Linked DNA regions of Mus musculus: region 1 is linked to region 2. A link is a loop called in an ENCODE intact Hi-C map of the cell type or tissue named here. Cell type or tissue: heart. All regions are shown on one strand. Links, peaks and the distances in the headings refer to the core of each region. The heading gives the core; the rest is flanking DNA. Region 1 holds the start of 5430435K18Rik (a long non-coding RNA gene). Region 2 has its middle 35 kb from the start of 1700028E10Rik.

The links. A loop is a pair of places that touch in the nucleus more often than their neighbours do. Peaks named below come from ENCODE experiments on the same cell type or tissue, not always from the same donor. Only the 100,000 strongest peaks of a DNase experiment are listed, where the experiment ranks them.
Region 1: a loop joins it to region 2, with 1.8 times the contacts of the local background. A loop is called at or near these places in 1 of 42 quality-filtered maps.

The regions. Positions count from the first base shown.
Region 1 is chr5:151,246,993-151,257,811 of GRCm38, forward strand. It overlaps 5430435K18Rik (a long non-coding RNA gene), which reads left to right and starts at 5,631. Exons shown (of 2, transcript XR_868755.2): 1 at 5,631-5,664. It also overlaps a transcript of Stard13 not described here. In heart, for the core only: CTCF peaks have their summits at 5,527 and 6,266 (motif pointing left); no DNase peak of the experiment used is centred there; H3K27ac peaks cover 1,384 bases; H3K27me3 peaks cover 321 bases.
Region 2 is chr5:151,328,137-151,338,955 of GRCm38, forward strand. It overlaps a transcript of Stard13 not described here. Among named protein-coding and RNA genes, the nearest start is that of 1700028E10Rik, 35 kb to the right of the region's middle. In heart, for the core only: a CTCF peak has its summit at 5,047; no DNase peak of the experiment used is centred there.

The DNA of each region.
Region 1 (10,819 bases), core at 858-8,857, 81 kb before region 2:
GTTCAAGGTCAGGTGACAACTGGCCACCTGTCTAGTAAGCTTTTACCTTGTTATATAATGTAAATCAATTAGAGAGCGTTTGGGAGCACACTCGGCTCTTCTCCTTGGTGACTTCCCTCAGCCTGCTGTCAGTACTTTAGTGGCATGTAGTAGGCGTTTCATGTCAAGCTACACTTCAGAGGGTTTGCTGTTTTCTGTGGCTTTAAGAACAACATAACCTCTTACACAGTATGAGGTGATCCTGTCACTTCAGATATATGGCCCTTAGAAAAGGAGCCCAAAGGCAGCTGTGAGAAAACACCTCCCCTTCCTGATAACAAGGTCTGGGGTTTCCTTTTCTGCCTCCTCCTGTTTGGTGCTGCAGGCGGCTCTCTACTTCAAACACTTCATGGCTTTCTACTTCAAACATGGCTAATATCTGCTCCCACTTCCGCCTAGGAGTCCCTGACAGCTCTTTTCAGTGTGTCCCCAGCTGTGTGGCAATGGAATGAGCCTTTCCCCCAGCCCTGCACAGTTTCTATAACATAAGTAAAGTTCAATGAAATGGCATTTGAAAACTGCAGCTCAATCTCGTGTATGGGACCATTCACCTTTGTGTACCTCGTATGTACCCGACACCGTGGGAGGCAGGCAACTCGGCGGTACTGATGTAACAGGGCTTTTCTTCCTGTGCTTTTATACAGTAAAAGAAATGAGGTCTAAGAGGGAACACATGTATCCTGTCTCCTCTTTACTGTTTTCAGAAGGAAGCAACAGCTAAAACAACAGGCAGGAAAGGCCATGGGAACCTCACACACAGTAAATGTTTATTAGACATCCAAGATTTCCTGGGTTCTCCACGTGGTTCTGGGGATAGCAACAGAAGTATTAAGGAACCCGTGTTGTGAAAAGTCTTAAGAATAGAGAAAGCTTTGATAATGAGAGCCATTCTGGACACAATTAGGTAGAGGCTGTGGACAGAGAAGGCAGCTCACAAGCGTCACAGGAAGAATGTATGGGTTAGCAGACAAGAGACACCCCAGTCTCCAACTGGAGGGTCTTCTGGCCCATTTTCTAATGCCAGAGTGGTACCATAGGCTGGGGGATTTATAAAGAAAATAGAGGACTGGTGGTTAGAGAGTCCAAGGTGAGGAGTTTGTATCTTGTGGGCGTTATTGCTGATGAGTCTCAAGATGGCCTAAGCATTACATGGTGAAAGGGATCCAGATGGTGAGATGAGTCAAACTGGCCTTTGTAACGGGGTTACTTTGGGGGTAAACCCATTAATCCTTGAGCAACAAAGTTCTCATGGCCTAATGACCTCTTAAAGGGCCAATGTAGTCTCAGCTCTTATTACCCAACAATAGGAATGAGGTTTTACATGAATTTGGTGGGAATCTTTAAACCACAGAAGAACCTCCTGAATGTTCTCTGTTAGAGATGTTATTGACTCCATCCCAACACACACACAGAGGCACAGCTAGACAGTCAGACCAACAGACACACACACATCCCACAGAGAGGCACAGACAGACCAACAGACACACACACATCCCACAGAGAGGCACAGGCAGACACACAGAAATACACACACACACACACATAGACACACACACACACACAGCCCACAGAGAGACACAGACAGATACACAGAATTACACACACACACCAGAGAGACACAGACAGACACATAGAATTACACACACAGATAGACAGACTGGCAAACACCCCCCCCCCCCACAGAGAGAGACACACCCCACAGAGAAGCACAGACAGACACACAGAATTACACATACACACATAGAGGGGCACAGATAGACCAACACACACACACACACACACACACACACACACACACACCCCTACACAGAGCTAATGGCATCTTAATGACAAGCTATCTTATCTGCCCAGCAGGGCTGGCATGTAAGTGGGGTTGCCAGACACGGATGCCTGATTTAACTGGAGTCTACAGTAAATAAATACTTTCACTTTACATATGCACACTACATTTGTACTGACACTCTGCATTTTCATCTGATCATGCTGAGATGGACGGGCACCTTTGCTTCCCTTCAGCTGCACAGTCTTGAAGGACTTTCCTCCACGTCTACTAGCTTCTGCAAACACTGCGCTGCTGCTTGGCAGGCACTCTGCTCTTCTCTGTGTTGCAGATGACGCAGATGCAAATGCAGATGCAGATGCAATCCTACCCATTTTATCTCCAGAGCTAAAATAAAGCTAGCCCTTGGCAATGAAGCACACCTCTCTCACTCATTTTTTTTTCCTTTAAAATACCTTCAAAATTATTTTGATTCTGTTTCAGTGCACTTGACATCACACACACACACACACACACACACACACACACACACACACACACGCACACATGGGCGGGCCTACTCCAATAAAGCCCTCACGTTCAAGGAAGTTTTCTAAATGGGTAGGCATTCATCTATCCTGAGCAGTTAATGGTCTGGAAACAAATTTATCTGTTGAAAGCAAATGGAAACAACCTGTGGACAGGATTTGACCTCCAGGCAACTGTTGCCTCTTTCACTTTGTTCACTACTCCAAGCCCTTCTCTGTGGAGAAGAAAACGAAGGATCACATAATTTTAAAAATGTATGCATACGTTCACAAATCCATATATGTCCAGCATATATGTCTTCTTTAGGGATTTTTATGAAGGAAGATGGCAGATGCTTGCCTTTCTTTGAATGTTCCTTGTCATTAAGGGAACAGAGGATCCTGGTGCTTGGCCTATAGCCATCGCTCAGTAAATATCCGTTAGATGGTTTGAGTTATTGATAGACTCACAATTTTAAAATTCTCCCATATTTTCAGTTCAGTATTGAAAAGATGACCCGTCAGAATATGCGATGCCATACACACGCCTCTGATCTTGCTCAGTTGGGCTCTGCTAGGCTAGAGATGCTTCCTGGGAGGTTCTGTTCTTGTCTGTAAAACAGGAGTAATAATCTTCTCTCACCTCTCAGGATTATGAGACCAAACAAGCTCATAGTCACAAAGTGGCTGGAACAGGACCTGGCACGGCTAACTGTCAACCAAGTCATCTCTTTTGAATTAATCTAGTACTAGTAATTATGCTTACCACTTTGGACTCTCCTGGAAGTAGGAATGAATTTGAGTATTGTAGGAAGCTTTTTCTTCCATTGAATTTCAAATGACAATGTCATGCCTCTGGTTTGAATAGCTGGAAATAATGTCTGTTGGTTTGCTTAGTTTCAGAGAAGCGCAAGAATTAAAACAGCATGAAAAATTGCTTACATCATTTTACCTAATTTGAATTTCAGCTGCTGTGTCATCCTTGTGGTGGTTTGAATGAAAATGGACCCCATAGGCTCATAGGGAGTGACCCTATTAGGAGATATGACCTTGTTGGAATAGGTATGGTCCTGTTAAATGTATCTATCACTGGGTTGGGCTTTGAGGTTTCAGGATCTCAACCTAGGCCCAGTAGCTCACTCTTCTGCTGTCTGAGGAAACAGATGTAGAACTCAGCCCCTATCTAGCACTATGTCTACTTGCATACTACTGTGCTTCTCACCATGATGATAATAGACTAAACCTCTGAACTGTAAGCCAGCCCCAATTAAATGCTTTTCTTTATAAGAGATGCTGTGGTCATGGTATCTCTTCATATGTGATATCTTAAACCATTATGAGAATAATCCCAAAGAAATGGTTTCATATAAATATCTGTCCAAAAGTTTCACTCCACGTTTAGATAAACTGGTCATGAAATATGATAACCACTATCAGATGGCTTCCCAACAGGCCATCTCCCTTCTGCAACAGCAGTGCCCTGATCATGGACATTTTTCAGTGCTATCAAAGCTTGTCTGGTAACTCTGGTATATCTGAGTGTGCACTACGGAAAAAGCAAGCCTCCTCCCTTCCCATATCTGCTTGGATTCCTCTTCTGTTAATGCTTCCACCCTTCCTGGAAAACTAACAAGTGTTCTCCTTGTATCTGCATTTCCAACGTTCTAAGTGTTAACTTTAGATTGCTCTTGTTAAGGATTTCATGCAAATCCTTTATCTTTTTGAAACTTCAAATGCTCTTTTTCACTGCAAAATTTGAAGTGAAGAGAATGCCAACATTTGGAAGAGAAACAAAATGTCACTTCCATCATCATACTTGATTTATGGAACTATTGATGTGAAAAGAAACTAAACACTAATAGTAAAAGAGCATTTGAAGTTTCAAAAAGAAGGTAAGGTGCGTGCATCTGTTGGTCTTGAGCTTTTGATTGGTTGTATATTGAATATAAAAGGTGGCAGTTGTTTCTGAGACTGGGCCTTTTGTTTTACGTTTCTTTGAGCTTTAACTGGAATTTGAATGGAGATAAAGTCTTTACGACTACAACATCTCAATTTTTAGCTTGGAAATAGAAAATATCAGTATGTACAAATTTAAATTGAAATTGGGACCTCCACCGTGAAAATATATTTGAAACCATACAAGTTCTGTCATGTTTCTCATTGCAAAGGAAGAAAACACTGAGTGATAGTGAGTTTGATGGGCTGACCTGACATTATGTAGCTTTCCAGGGGTAGCCAAGGGTAAGAACTCAGGGATCAGGGACCGCTCTACTGCAGCATCTGTTGTGCCATTGAAAGCTGTCTTCTTCCAAGTGCCTTTTTAATTTTACTATAAACTCATCAGATAAGTGACCCAAAACAAAGGTTAGTTTGCGATACAAAGGTTAGCGATTCTGCAGCAGCTTAGTTGGAGGTGAGTCGGGTGAGGCAGCGTGAAGCATTAGATAAGAACAAGAAGGAACACTTGACAGTTTAGTGTGTCTGAAAGGCCACAAAGAGTTCATTCCAAGTGGATCACTCATCAGAAGTCAGAGTCTGAGTCAAGAGGGACTCATGGCAAAAAAGCTAGATATGACTGTGGTTAATGTTCCCACATACACCCTTCAAGTACGCCTACGTATGTGCATGAATGAACCATTATTAATTCCCGTCTGTATTAACCCGATGGAAATTCTGTTGGTGAACTACAGTCATGAAGTAGTAATGTTTTGCACTAAAATTTCTATTTGACTCATTCTTTTGAACTGTTTTACAATTCAGAATAAAATTGACATCAGGAAGGCAATTTCAAGCGCCTTCCAAATGACTTTCTCTTGTCTGAATGTCTATTGTTAAAAAATATATATATATATATAGCATAAACAGACCCTTTGTTAGGACACTGCGGCAATGGCTCAACAGAGTTTTAATGTAATCCTTTCAAATGGCACCATCTAGGGTGATCAGAGTTTCCATTACGCTCTGTGTACAGAGGACACCGTGACAGCAGAGTACAACCCATATGACTCCGTGACCTGATGGTAACTTGTGGGAGAAAACCATAGAACTAAAAATAAGTCAGAGCGCTGAAGGGGGTAGAAACAAAAAGACTGCAAAGGCAAGCTTCTGGTGCTTTCCTGGACCATCCAATAGCCAGACGACACGATTCAGAAACTGCGAAAACCCACAAGCTCTTCCTTGTTAAAGCCTCACAGCTATGGGCTCACTGATGTCTCTAGCGGCAGAGACCAGCAGGTCCCAGCAGGACCCAGCAGGACCCAGCAGGACCCAGCAGGACCCAGCAGGACCCAGCAGGACCCAGCAGGACCCAGCAGGACCCAGCAGGACCCAGCGCTCAGGGTACATCATGCATCCTTATAAACACCCTTCCCGAGTCTTCCTTCAGACTCGCTTTCTTTCATCTTTTGACCATGGAACAGCTCCTAGCTAAATTCAGCAATGGAAATGTTCGTATGCTTGCCCCATAAGTAATTTTTTTCATCTCTTTCTTGCTGGAAAACAGGAATATCCAAAGGCTCTTTGTAGAAGAGTCGTGATTCAAAACCCAAGGACAATGGCAAGCGGTTGTCAGTACACATGTTTGCAGTTTCCTTTGTCTCCCCTGACAAAACTTGAGCGGGAGGGGGGGGGGCGGGGGGTGTGATCCGTTATATTTGGACTTCTTCAGTTCTGGACTTGATAGCTGACAACTTCAAAGCGAACTTATTTTATATTTTGTCAGACTTTGTCATCAGCTTAAGCACAGCGATGCATCATTATTTTTGAATTAGATTAAAAATATAAATATTGGGCTGGAGAGTTGGCTCAGTAATTAGGGCTGTGTACTGTTCTTTCAGAGAATCCAAGTTCAGTTCCCAGATGCCACATTGGGTGGTTCAAAACCACCTGCAACTCCAGCTCCAGGTAGATCTATGCCCTCTTCTGGTCTTGGTGGGCACTGTTGCATACACTCACACATCTCTCATATCCACATATACATAATTAAAATAAAATCATATAAAGGTGGAGAGAGTCCAAAGAGCATTGCAAATTTCTATGTTAGAAAATTCCTGTGTTAGCAGTTATAAAATAAACTGCTTATTCTATCAAAGGTTACCATTAGAACTATGCAGAACCCTACACAGTGCCAGGAAATGTCTGTAAAGTATGTCTGACACATGAAGAACCCCTTCAATTCAACAACAAAATCATCCCCCTAAACAAAAGATTTAATAAACATTCATGTAGAACAGTGGTTCTGAACCTTTCTAAATCTGCACCCCTTTAATACAGTTCCTCATGTTGTAGTGACCTCTAACCACAAAATTATTTTTATTGCTGCTTTATAACTGTAATTTTGCTACTGTCATAAATCATAATATAAATATTTGATATGTGACCGCTGTGAAAGAGCTGCTTTACCCCCAAGGGTCTCAGCCAGAAGGTCGAGAGATACAGATCTAGAGAGATGTAAATGGCCAACAAGTACACAAAAAGATGCTTATTGCTAAGATTAAGATTATTATCGCTACAAAAATTCAGGTAAAACCCATAATGGCCTCATGCACTCAACTACTATTATTAAAATCAGAAGATGGTAAGTGTTGGTGAGGGTGTGATAAAGCTGGAATTCTATGCATGCATAGTGAGAGTATAAAATGGTTTAGTCACTATGAAAGGCAGTAAAGACCTCCTCCCCAAAAGTAGATTCACAACACATATGATGTAGCAACTCTAGTCCTGGGCATGTACATTAACTAACTCTGCTATGGCAGCGTTTATGTAATCAGAGGATGTCACAATGAGCTGGGGGAAGGTTTGGTTCCACTTCATTTGAACACCATTTATTGGCATTTAGTGCCATGTTCTCTGCTAAGGGCCAAGAATGGAAAAGGAATACAATAAGCTCCTTATACTCAAGGACATAATTCCTTTTTTTAAAAAAATATTTTTATATTATGTATTTTCCTCAATTACATTTCCAATGCTATCCCAAAAGTCCCCCATACCCTTCCCCCCCCCCACTCCCCTACCCACCCATTCCCACTTTTTGGCCCTGGCGTTCCCCTCTACTGGGGCATATAAAGTTTGCATGTCCAATGGGCCTCTCTTTCCAGTGATGGCTGACTAGGCCATCTTTTGATACATATGCAGCTAGGGCCAAGAGCTCCGGGGTACTGGTTAGTTCATAATGTTGTTGCACCTACGGGGTTGCAGATCTCTTTAGCTCCTTGGATACTTTCTCTAGCTCCTCCATTGGGGGCCCTGTGCTCCATCCATAAGTGTGAGCATCCACTTATGTGTTTGCTAGGCCCCGGCATAGCCTCACAAGAGACAGCTATATCAGGGTCCTTTCAGCAAAATCTTGCTAGTGTATGCAATGGTGTCATCGTTTGGAGGCTAATTATGGGATGGATCCCTGGATATGGCAGTCTCTAGATGGTCCATCCTTTTGTCTCAGCTCCAAACTTTGTCTCTGCAACTACTTTCATGGGTGATTGTTTCCAATTCTAAGAAGGGGCAAAGTGTCCACACTTTGGTCTTCGTTATTCTTCAGTTTCATGTGTTTTGCAAATTGTATCTTATATCTCAGGTATACTAAGTTTCTGGGCCAATATCCACTTATCAGTGAGTACATATCATTTGAGTTCTTTTGTGATTGTGTTACCTCACTCAGGATGATGCCCTCCAGGTCCAACCATTTGCCTAGAAATTTCATAAATTCATTCCTTTTAATAGCTGAGTAGTACTCCATTGTGTAAATGTACCACATTTTTTGTATCCATTCCTCTGTTGAGGGGCATCTGGGTTCTTTCCAGCTTCTGGCTATTATAAATAAGGCTGCTATAAACATAGTGGAGCATGTGTCCTTCTTACCAGTTGGGACATCTTCTGGATATATGCCCAGGAGAGGTATTGCTGGATCCTCCGGTAGTACTATGTCCAATTTTCTGAGGAACTGCCAGACTGATTTCCAGAGTGGTTGTACAAGCCTGCAATCCCACCAACAATGGAGGAGTGTTCCCCTTTTTCCACATCCTCGCCAGCATCTGCTGTCACCTGAATTTTTGACCTTAGCCATTCTGACTGGTGTGAGATGGAATCTCAAGGTTGTTTTGATTTGCATTTCTCTGATGATTAAGGATGCTGAACATTTTTTTTTCAGGTGCTTCTCAGCCATTTGGTATTCCTCAGGTGAGAATTCTTTGTTTAGCTCTAAGCCCCATTTTTTAATGGGGTTATTTGATTTTCTGGAGTCCACCTTCTTGAGTTCTTTATATATATTGGATATTAGTCCCCTATCTGATTTAGGATAGGTAAAGAACCTTTCCCAATCTGTTGGTGGCCTTTTTGTCTTATTGACGGTGTCTTTTGCCTTGCAGAAGCTTTGCAGTTTCACGGGGTCCCATTTGTCAATTCTTGATCTTACAGCACAAGCCATTGATGTTCTATTCAGGAATTTTTCCCCTGTGCCCATATCTTCGAGGCTTTTCCCCACTTTCTCCTCTATAAGTTTCAGTGTCTCTGGTTTTATGTGAAGTTCCTTGATCCACTTAGATTTGACCTTAGTACAAGGAGATAGGAATGGATCGATTCACATTCTTCTACATGATAACCGCCAGTTGTGCCAGCACCAATTGTTGAAAATGCTGTCTTTCTTCCACTGGATGGTTTTAGCTCCCTTGTCGAAGATCAAGTGACCATAGATGTGTGGGTTCATTTCTGGGTCTTCAATTCTATTCCATTGGTCTACTTGTCTGTCACTATACCAGTACCATGCAGTTTTTATCACAATTGCTCTGTAGTAAAGCTTTAGGTCGGGCATGGTGATTCCACCAGAGGTTCTTTTGTCCTTGAGAAGAGTTTTTGCTATCCTAGGTTTTTTGTTATTCCAGATGAATTTGGAGATTGCTCTTTCTAATTCGTTGAAGAATTGAGTTGGAATTTTGATGGGGATTGGATTGAATCTGTAGATTGCTTTTGGCAAGATAGCCATTTTTACAATGTTAATCCTGCCAATCCATGAGCATGGGAGCTCTTTCCATCTTCTGAAATCTTCTTTAATTTCTTTCTTCAGAGACTTGAAGTTCTTATCATACAGATCTTTCACTTCCTTAGTTAGAGTCACGCCAAGATATTTTATATTATTTGTGACTATTGAGAAGGGTGTTGTTTCTCTAATTTCTTTCTCAGCCTGTTTATTCTTTGTGTAGAGAAAGGCCATTGACTTGTTTGAGTTAATTTTATATCCAGCTACTTCACCAAAGCTGTTTATCAGGTTTAGGAGTTCTCTGGTTGAATTTTTAGGGTCATTTATATATACTATCATATCATCTGCAGAAAGTGATATTTTGACTTCATCTTTTCCAATTTGTATCCCCTTGATCTCCTTTTGTTGTCAAATTGCTCTGGCTAGGACTTCAAGTACAATGTTGAATAGGTAGGGAGAAAGTGGGCAGCCTTGTCTAGTCTCTGATTTTAGTGGGATTGCTTCCAGCTTCTCACCATTTACTTTGATGTTGGCTACTGGTTTGCTGTAGATTGCTTTTATCATGTTTAGGTATGGGCCTTGAATTCCTGATCTTTCCAAGACTTTTATCATGAATGGGTGTTGAATCTTGTCAAATGCTTTTTCCGCATCTAAGGAGATGATCATGTGGTTTTTGTCTTTGAGTTTGTTTATATAATGGATTACGTTGATGGATTTCCGTATATTAAACCATCCCTGCATCCCTGGAATAAAACCTACTTGGTCAGGATGGATGATTGCTTTAATGTGTTCTTGGATTCGGTTAAGGACATAATTCCTAAAGGCACATTATTTAATAGTCTATGACCAGTGCTATGATAAGTCTGTGCAGAACAAAGAAGGAAGGCTCTTTGTTGTTATTGTTTAACTTTTTATTGTATGTATATGAGAGCTTGGTTGCTCTCTCTCCCTCTCTTCCTCTTCCTCCTCCCTTCCCCTCCCTTTTCCCACCCCGTCCTCTTTCCCCTTCCCCCTTCTCTCTATGTATGTATGTATGTATGTATGTATGTATGTATGTATGTATGTATATATGTATGTTATAGTCTAACTTATTTATGTAAAATATAGAAAGTGCTTCTGTCATCACAAGCACACAGTTACAAGTTCCAACATCATCTTGGACTTATTTATTCAATCAGATCTTTGCTATATACCCCTAGCTACCTTTGAACTTACTATGTAGATCAGACTGACCTTAAACTTCCAGTGAGCCTCCTCTCTGCCTTCCGTATTAAAGGCATGTGCCCCCATGCCCATCCACTATATGCATTTTCTTTGGGCAGTATGCTCTGTTCAAGAAGAGTGTTCCTAAATACGAGACTAGTCTCTTCCTCACCCAAAGTAAGAAATGAAATGTGAGGTGGAGGCAAGAGAGGGTCAGGGAATCAGACAATGATAGCATAATGCTACCATGGAAGAAATAACACATATCCAGAGAGATGTGAACTGAATTCTAAAGAATGAATAGGCAGACTGTCGATGAGC
Region 2 (10,819 bases), core at 929-8,928:
CCATTGTTGGTGGGATTGCAAGCTTGTACAACCACTCTGGAAATCAGTCTGGCAGTTCTTCAGAAAATTGGACATAGTAGTACTGGAGGATCCAGCAATACCTCTCCTGGGCATATATCCAGAAGATGTTCTAACCGGTAAGAAGGACACATGCTCCACTATGTTCATAGCAGCCTTATTTATAATAGCCAGAAGCTGGAAAGAACCCAGATGACCCTCAACAGAGGAATGGACACAGAAAATGTGGTACATTTACACAATGGAATACTACTCAGCTATTAAAAAGAATGAATTTATGAAATTCCTAGGCAAATGCATGGACCTGGAGGTCATCATCCTGAGTGAGGTAACCCAATCACAAAAGAACTCACACAATATGTACTCACTGATAAGTGGATATTAGCCCAGAAACTTAGAATACCCAGATATAAGATACAATTTGCTAAACACATGAAACTCAAGGAAAACAAAGACCAAAGTGTGGACACTTTGCCCTTCTTAGAATTGGGAACAAAACCCCATGGAAGGAGTTACAGAGACAAAGTTTGGAGCTGAGACAAAAGGATGGACCATCTAGAGACTGCCATATCTGGGGATCCATCCCATAATCAGCTTCCAAACGCTGACACCATTGCATACACTAGCAAGATTTTGCTGAAAGGACCCAGATATAGCTGTCTCTTGTGAGACTATGCCGGGGCCTGACAAACACAGAAGTGGATGTTCACAGTCAGGTATTGGATGGATCACAGGGCCCGCAATGGAAGAGCTAGAGAAAGTACCCAAGGAGCTGAAGGGATCTGCAATCCTATAGGTGGAACAATATGAACTAACCAATACCTTCCCCGCCCCCCGGAGCTCGTGTGTCTAGCTGCATATTAATCAGAAGATATCCTAGTCGGCCATCAGTGGAAAGAGAGGCCTATTGGTCATGCAAACTTTATATGCCTCAGTATAGGGGAACGCCAGGGCCAAGAAGTGGGAATGGGTGGGTAGGGAGTGAGTGGGGGAATGTGTGGGGGACTTTTGGGATAGCATTGAAAATGTAAATGTAATAAATACCCTCCCCCCCAAAAAAGTACCTGTGAATGGCAGAACTTTCAATCTTCCTCCCCAAAAGTTATACCTACTGGAAGAAGGAACTGATTTGTTTTCTCACGTGTTCTAGGACCATCTGTTAACTGGCTTTGCTGGACAATGGAAAAGATAGTCCTCCCAGAAAACAGGGAAGGGCCACAGGCCATGTTAAACAAGCAACTCCCTGCTCTTCTTGCCCAGAAGCACTTTGACAATAGCTATAAAAGTAAGCTCATGGCTTTACCTGTTCTCTCCCAAATGGCTGCTTTATTGCTGTGATGCCTCTGTGAAGTGTCAGTGTTACAGGGACTCTTTAGCTAAAACTACATTTAGACCTAACAGAGAAAAATGATTCAACTTAGAGATTCTGTAAATAAAGTGGAAAGAGGGAAGGAGGTGATCCTTAAGAGTAATCTGTTTTCAAAGGGGACAAAGAGAAGGCATTCTGCAAGGTAGATGGATATTTGTACTTTATTAGTAAGAGCAGTTCTTGAAAGTTTTTGGAAATACATTACAAGATGTTAATGAATGTCAGGCAGTCAAGGGGTAGAAACAATGAGAGAGGTATTTAACTCATATTTTGTTCAGCCTAGATTCTAACTGGAAACTCTGTTGTTGTTCTTTTTTTTTTTTTTTTCTTCAAGAATGGGCACCTAATTGGAATATGTCTGGGTACTGTTTCTTCAGTCCTATTAAGGCCAAGGAAGGTCACATGGCCAAAGCCAACCAATAAAGGCTCTGGGAAGCTAGGTTGGGGCTACTGAAAAAATGCACTTCTGCATTTTTATTTAACTAAGAATTTCAGCTTCTGATATAACATAAAGCCAGAACCGCTGCTGGTCGCCTTTGCTGAATGGCCTTCCCTAAATGGAGCCAACATCCAGCTTATTGAAGCAGAGAAATAATGGAAAGTTTGAGTTCCTAGATCTGACTCATAGCTTTAGATGGGTTGGGATTAGGGAGAACTGGAGAGATGTCTCAGCAGTTAAGAGCACTGACTGCTCTTCCAAGGGTCCCTGAATTCAATTCCCGGCAACCACATGGTGGCTCACAACGATCTGAAATGGGATCCGATGTCCTCTTCTGGTGTGTCTGAAGAAACCTATAGTGTACTCATATACATAAAATAAATAAATCTTAAAAAAAATAAACAACAAAGACTAAAAAGAAGAGAAATAATTGGGGGAGTCACTGTAGCCTGGAATAGCATTAAAATATGGCAAAAGTTGTGAAGACCTGAATTAGGAAGTAATCTGCTTGGATCAAATGATGGGGGACCATAATTTGTTATTTGTAATTGTATCTAGTTTATACTCAAAGAGCTCTACATTTCTTAGAAGTACCAAGTGATAAAACCTGAAAGAAGTTAAAAATTAAAAGGTCTGAATAGTAATAATAAAGGAATGGGATCAGAAGTCGAATGCAAGTCTTAGGTTGGATTTTCAATCCAGTGCAATAGAGGGTTTGTCTTCATCTGCTGAAATAAAAAAACAAAATGGATATTAAAGAGTTCTTTGGTGTGCTTATATTAAAAGAAAGGCTTTGCCAGGTGATCCTGCTTCTGATAGTAAAGTCCATCTAGCTCTTCATCCAGTATAATCAAGATTCCTCAATAAAAGCATCACAACATGCACACGGGCTCTCTTCATGACAGAGAAAAAGCTGACTCTTCACAAAGCTTCTATCAAGGCAATTTGGAAGAAGACTTTGATGGAGTGGAGAACACACAGACTTTTTGACTCTCAGTTATGAAGCTTGATATTTGAGAATGCTTTGGAGATTACAATCCAGAGCTCTCAACCTGTGGGTCATGACCCCTTTGGGGTTACATATCAGATATTCTGCATATCAGATGTCCTGCATATCAGATATTGACATTATGATTAATAACACTAGCAAAATTACAGTTATGAAGTAACAGAATAATTTTATATTTGGGGGTCACCACAACATGTGGAACTATATTAGAAGGTCATAGTATTAGGAAGCTTGAGACCACTGGTTTAGAGGGAGGGTCTCATGTCTCTTGAGATTCATCCATCATTAACAGTAAGATGGTTTGGTTTACAGTTAAAATTGCACAGTGGATTAGAATAGTGGTACACAGCTATAATTCTTGCATATTGGAGACTAGGGTTGATGCTGTTTGCAAATTTGAGTTCAAGATTGTGTGTGTGTGTGATGTAAAATCACTGGCAATTAAAACCACACAACAAACTACCATCAATTAACCACCAAAACCAACCAGGGACAACTAAGAATTGCAGTTAGGGAGCTGACTGAAAGAACTACACTAAAAATTTTCATTTGAGGTCTACTTTGCTCTAAGAATCAAGGTTTTACCTGAAGAATTATGTGTACCATATGAGCCTACAAACAATAACTTCTAGGAACAAGAGATTCTTCTTTCTTTTAAATATTTATTATTATAAATAAGTACCCTGTTGCTGTCTTCAGACACACCAGAAGAGGGCGTCAGATCTCATGGGTGGTTGCTGGAATTTGAACTTAGGCCCTTCGGAAGAGCAATCAGTGCTCTTACTGGCTTACAGCCATCTCACCAGCCCAACTCTTAGACAAGAGTTAGAACTCTTAGAGAGAGAGAGAAAAAAAAAAAGAAACAAAACACAAAAGATTTTTGTTGCTGTTTTAAAGCGTTGTTTTCCTCCTATACCTTCCATTGCAGCCCAGATGTTCCTAGCTGCCTGGACTTCTGCTTTGCCTTCTGGTTATAATGCCTACAGAGGGATTTATTTCCATGCTTAATCACCATGATCCTGCTAATTTTTCTAGGGTGACCTGAGGCTTTTAATTAACCTTAAATAAATCCAGTGTGTTGTACTTTCTTCTCCATTCATAAGTTTCTTTCTTTACCTCTATAATTTTGTTTTTTTTTTTCTTACTACACTCACATCTGCCATTGGACCACTTCATACACAACGGAAAGTTCTGGCCAATGCCTCCCACCGAGAATAGGGCCTCCCAGCTGGCCAGGGTCCTCTCAACTCTCTGACAGGACACATTTAGTATTCCAGTCTTCACATCCCCACTGGTATTTGTCTCCTTAAAGGTAAGTAAGGAATGGATGAACACTTTTGGCTCCATTTCAAAATCTGTGCACTAAAGTCCTAACCACAAGCAATTCAAAATGTGAGCTGAACTTTTAAATGAACCATTGTAACCCATAAATATTAGTCACACTAAAGTAGGCTTCTAATCCAGTATGACTAGTGCTCACATCAAGACAATACTAAAGAGAACACTAGACACAGGAAGAATGGCAAAATGTAAGCAAAGGCAGAAATCTGCAGGATGATCCCACAAGCCAGGGAGGAATGGAAATTACCCAGGAGCTACAGAAGCTGGAAGAGGAGTTCAGGGAGGAGTCTGTCTTACTTCTCAGAAGGAACCAATCCTACGTGTACCTTGCTCTCAGACTTCCAGATTACAGAAGTATGGATCCATCCGTTTCTGTTGTGGAAGCCAGCTAGGCTCCAGAGTTTTAGTTGAGGCAGCTCCAGCAGAATAACCCAACAGCTACCTCTGTTCCTTACATGCATCATATTCACAGCTGGTTCTCATGCAACCACTGTGGAGCTAAGAATAGGGACAAAGAACATAGTCTAAAATATTCAACATTTGGCTCTTTACAAAGAGTTGGCTAATTAATTTGCAGCTTATCTGATGGACGGGGTGGGGAACAGGCATGAGGGTCATTCTGTCTGTTCCTTCTCTGAAAACTGCTTGCTGGTCATTTATAGGTTTCTCCTTCTTCCATAGAGACTTGACTTTCTCCTGCTGATTTGCCTAGGACCAGAAAGTTCTATTAAAAATTAAAGTATAGTGAAAATAAGAAGGCAATTTGGGATCCAGGACATGTTCTTCAACTTAATATTTTTGCTATCAGTGGAGTGTTTATTGTGATATCTTTCCTGCGCTTGTATATATTTCTCAGTTGGTCTCAAATCCGGAAGTGGGAGCTGTATATAACTCATCACCTTCCACAAACCTCAGCTTCTTCCTCTTCATAGCAAAAGAGTATTGGAAACACAATTTCCTTCTTGAAGTCTCTCCAAAAAGGAAGTGAGTGCTGACTTTTTTTTTTCAATTTGGTCATATCCTCTCTGAAGATGCAATTCTCATGACTCATTCTTAAAATACCACATGGCCACATAAAGCTACTTGCACTAATGTTCAGAGTTCAAATTCTTTTTCCAGGTACCTCTGTGTGTTTACAAGTATCTATATTTCCTTTTATGGACTAAACTTAAGTTACCATAGTGCTCTCCAATGATGAGTTTCCAGCATGGAGTTTTGCTTGAGGTCTGGTTGGTTAAACATTAACTCCATGCTATTATAAAAGCCTTTGCTTCTGTAATAATGAACACTCTCTTAATCCCCTGTCAGAAATGTTACTCATGTTGAGAAGGAAGAAACTTTTAAAGGTGAAAACAACAGGGATAACAAGTAGCAGCTTTGGAGCTTAGAAAAAATATTTTACTTAGTAATAGAAACATCTAGAAAGATACTAGGAAATATAATCTTTTCCCCTTAGTTTGTCATTCACTCAAATAACTTAATGATGCTTGTAGAAAATACCCATAGTATCCAGCTATCTCTGGTGTCCAAAGTGGGAGGCATGAGAGGGAAAGATTGAGTCAATAGTTAGCAAAGAACTTTGATATTCAGACAGAACAGTCTGGTTTTGACTCAATAGATATTCACAAAAGGTAACTGAGAAAGAATGGGTCAGTGTCAACTTTGGAATTCTTGTCTTGATCATCTAAAACTCTAAACTGCAGATTTGTCTAGCTGTGGGAGAATAGGTAAGGTGGGTCCAGTGGAGTCTATGGATATAGTTAAAGATATCCAGAAAAATAACTCACTCTAAAGAAGGTCACCTGTGTTTGAACATGGGGTCATTGGGAGGACCTGGGTTTTCTGACTTGATTGCTGGAAGAGGAGGCCATGAGAGAAAGCAAAGAGAGAAGAGCAGTTTCCTAAGGACTTTCATGAGAACGCTGTTCAATAGCACATGGAACAGGGAAGCTGGGTGCTGGGTGCTGGGTGTGGGGTAGAGCAGAGGACACTTTCCCTTCTTGGGCCTTTGTGGGTGGATTCTTTTTTTTTTTTTCCATTTTTTATTAGGTATTTGGCTCATTTACATTTCCAATGCTATACCAAAAGTCCCCCATATCCACCCACCCCCACTCCCCTGCCCACCCACTCCCCCTTTTTGGCCCTGGTGTTCCCCTGTACTGGGGCATATAAACTTTGCAAGTCCAATGGGCCTCTCTTTCCAGTGATGGCCGACTAGGCCATCTTTTGATATATATGCAGCTAGAGTCAAGAGCTCCGGGGTACTGGTTAGTTCATAATGTTGTTCCACCTATAGGGTTGCAGATCCCTTTAGCTCCTTGGCTACTTTCTCTAGCTCCTCCATTGGGAGCCCTATGATCCATCCATTAGCTGACTGTGAGCATCCACTTCTGTGTTTGCTAGGCCCCGGCATAGTCTCACAAGAGACAGCTACATCTGGGTCCTTTCAATAAAATCTTGCTAGTGTATGCAATGGTGTCAGCGTTTGGATGCTGATTATGGGGTGGATCCCTGGAAGCCCAGGACCAGATGGGTTTAGTGCAGAGTTCTATCAGACCTTCAAAGAAGATCTAATTCCAGTTCTGCACAAACTATTTCACAAAATAGAAGTAGAAGGTACTCTACCCAACTCATTTTATGAAGCCACTATTACTCTGATACCTAAACCACAGAAAGACCCAACAAAGATAGAGAACTTCAGACCAATTTCTCTTATGAATATCGATGCAAAAATCCTCAATAAAATTCTCGCTAACCGAATCCAAGAACACATTAAAGCAATCATCCATCCTGACCAAGTAGGTTTTATTCCAGGGATGCAGGGATGGTTTAATATACGAAAATCCATCAATGTAATCCATTATATAAACAAACTCAAAGACAAAAACCACATGATCATCTCGTTAGATGCAGAAAAAGCATTTGACAAGATCCAACACCCATTCATGATAAAAGTGTTGGAAAGATCATGAATTCAAGGCCAATACCTAAACATGATAAAAGCAATCTACAGCAAACCAGTAGCCAACATCAAAGTAAATGGAGAGAAGCTGGAAGCAATCCCACTAAAATCAGGGACTAGACAAGGCTGCCCACTTTCTCCCTACCTTTTCAACATAGTACTTGAAGTATTAGCCAGAGCAATTCGACAACAAAAGGAGATCAAAGGGATACAAATTGGAAAAGAGGAAGTCAAAATATCACTTTTTGCAGATGATATGATAGTATATATAAGTGACCCTAAAAATTCTACCAGAGAACTCCTAAACCTGATAAACAGCTTCGGTGAAGTAGCTGGATATAAAATAAACTCAAACAAGTCAATGGCCTTTCTCTATACAAAGAATAAACAGGCTGAGAAAGAAATTAGGGAAACAACACCCTTCTCAATAGTCACAAATAATATAAAATATCTTGGCGTGACTCTAACTAAGGAAGTGAAAGATCTGTATGATAAAAACTTCAAATCTCTGAAGAAAGAAATTAAGGAAGATCTCAGAAGATGGAAAGATCTCCCATGCTCATGGATTGGCAGGATCAACATTGTGGGTGGATTCTGAGATGCGTGTTGGAATAGCCTGGAGCTGGATTAGACGTGTGTAACACTTGATCTGCTTCAGTATGTTTGGAGTAGTTTTGTGCATCATGATGGGGAACAGGGATAGATAACACCATAGAGTCCCACCTGGACCATTAAAAACAAGAGAGAAAGAAACACCAGTGCCTGCCACCACATACCCAACAAATCCATGGTCCCCATGCCCTACCCTTACCAAGATTCCTAGGGCATAAAGACCTTGAGACTTACTGTGGTCTGAAATTGTAAGGATTGCAGTTCCTAGAACTGGGAGCACACCCATAAAGAGAGGATATAGTTAAAGTTATAGCTTCTACTTGTGAAGATGTCACAGAGAGATGAACACTGGAGGATGGTTATGTTAGGTATCAGCTGTGTGGCCTGGATCAAGTTATTCAAGTGTTCTGGCTTTAGTTTTTGTATTAGAAGAATATGATCTTTCCAATAGCCCAGCAAGGTCACCATGGAGTTAATAGAGAATTGGTATGTGGGAAACCTTCTTCTTTAATAAAGTCTTCTATTTGCATGGAATATTGAGGAGTCAGTATCCATAAAAGGATTTGAACGCACTGATATTTATAGGCTGTATCATCAAATAACTATTTATTTTAGTGTGAAATGCTTTTGTGTCTTCCTACACTACTCCTAAGAAATAATTTTCCCATGTTCACAATGGTCATAGAAAAGCCTAGACTGCTTGAAACAGCTGATTGAGAGGCATCCATAAATGCCTTGGAAAATGAAGCAATAGCTGACACACACACACACACACACACACACACACACACACACACACACAAATGAAGAGTAGAAAAGAAAGCCTTTGGGGGTAGTGGGAAGTTGGGTCATAAAAACACTGGCCTAAAATTAATATGTTTTAATAGAATATGGGACAGTCAGTGTCCAATCTCCCTGGTGGTGATGGCACTATTGGGGAAACTTAATTTTAAATTGTCTACCAATCTCTGACTTGCATGTCCAATGAGAGCCATGTTCACATCTATGAAGCCACTGGAAGCCCATACTCATGGTAAAATAAAAACAAAACAAAACAACAACAAAAAAACTGAATTATGGAACATAACATGTACTCATGCTAAATATATAACGAATGAGATGGCTTTAAAAATGAGTAATACATATTTTGATAAAAGAATCTGATTGTCCCCCAACAGGAAGGCAGATGTCCTGGTGTGCACTAAGTCCCCTTCACTCACTGAGGGGTCAAGTTTTCAACATTAATGATACTGTGAGATGAGGGATTTCCTCCCTCCCATAGCTCATCTTCACAGTCCTTTCTTTAAGGAATAACCCATGAATGTTTATGAGCCTGACAATGAACAAAGCACTTTATGTACACAAAATTCTTTCGTTTGCAGAACAGTGGCTGGGAGTGAGCTCAAACCCAGGAAGTCACTATGCATATTGACTTCAGAGTCTGCCTTTCCCTTTAGGGTTACACACTCATGGGAGTTAGAGTCACCTTTGGCTTTCACCTCTATTCCTATCCTGCTCCAGGTTGGAGCTGGTTTTCAGCTTGGAAAACCAAGACTATTCTTTTATTTAATTCCATGTTTGTCTTTTAATAAAACTTGACTAGCTTATATCTACCTGAATCCTCCTCAGTATTCTTCCCTATGCACGGGGAATCATCTTTATCTGGTCTATTCCCTGGAAATCACCCCAAAGTTAGGCAAGTCTCTCCATCTCTATTATTTCCTTCAGTCTTTTTAATTGCATTTGTTAATTTGTGTATTTGCAAGTGTAGGTGCACATTAGGAGGTTAAAGAACAACTTTTGGGAATTAGATCTCTCCTTTTCCCATGTGGGACCCAGATATTGGATTCAGGTCCTAAGGCTTTGAGGCGAGTACCTTTATAGGATGAGCCATCTTGCAAGCCTTCCCTTGTACTTTTAAAATGTCCTCCCTGATGTTGTGTTTATAAAAGGATAAAGAATAGCAGGAATATGTTTTGGTGGATGTGTAGTCAGGTAGGTATGGCAGAAGGGGGTGCCTTCTCGGGCCCATGCTAAAGCATCCCTTCCCCTAGAAGGACCAGCCACATGATGGTATAGTATAGAATAGTTAATTCAGGGCATTCGGGAGGGGAGTTGGGAGGGAAGGAGAGTCAGAAAAAGGGCAGAGAGAGAAGTGGGTGGGCTAGGGGAAAGGTAGAGAGAGAGAGAGAGGGAGGGAGGGAGGGAGGGAGGGGGAGGGAGGGAGAGAGAGAGAGAGAGAGAGAGAGAGAGAGAGAGAGAGAGAGAGAGAGAGATGAGGGGACAGAGCAGGAGCAAGAAGGTAAGAGCAAGTGAGAGTGGAGTGAGCAAGTAGCCCCTTTTATAGTGAGTCAGGCACACCTGGGTGTTGCTGGGTAACTGTGGGGTAAAGCTCAGACAAAATGCTAACACCTGGTACTCTGGAAGACTAGCTCTCCTAGAAACTCTCCTTCCTATGCTATCCCAGAGAGCTTCTCCCATACATGTGCTGCATGTGGCTGTGGAACACTTGGGATATGCTGAACACACATTCAACTGTAAAGTCTTAGAATTAGGAGAAGAAAATATCTTATTAATAATTTTGTGTAGTTATTTGGTGGAATTATAACTTTTATTTCACCTGTTGTTTTTCCTTTTTAATTTTTTTTGAGGCAAGATCTCACTTTGTAGCATAACTGGCAATTATAACTTTTATTTTACCTGTTGTTTTTTCTAATTTTTTGAGGCAAGATCTCATTTTGTAGCATAAACTGGCCTTGAACTCATAATTCTTGAATGTCGTCTCTAATCATAGAGGTGTGCCACCCTAACTAGCCTTTTTGAAAAACATGTGTGCTAGAAATTTTTCTTTTTCTTTTTTTAAGATTTTATTTTTAATTTAAGTATATTGGTACACTATCATGTCTTCAGACACACCAGAAGAGGACTTCAGATCCTATTACAGATGGTTGTGAGCCACCATGTGGTTGCTTGGAATTGAACTCAGGACCTTTGGAAGAACAGCCAGTGTTCTTAACCGCTGAGCCATCTTTCCAGCCCTGAAAAATTTCAATATCGTGAGTAGTTCTA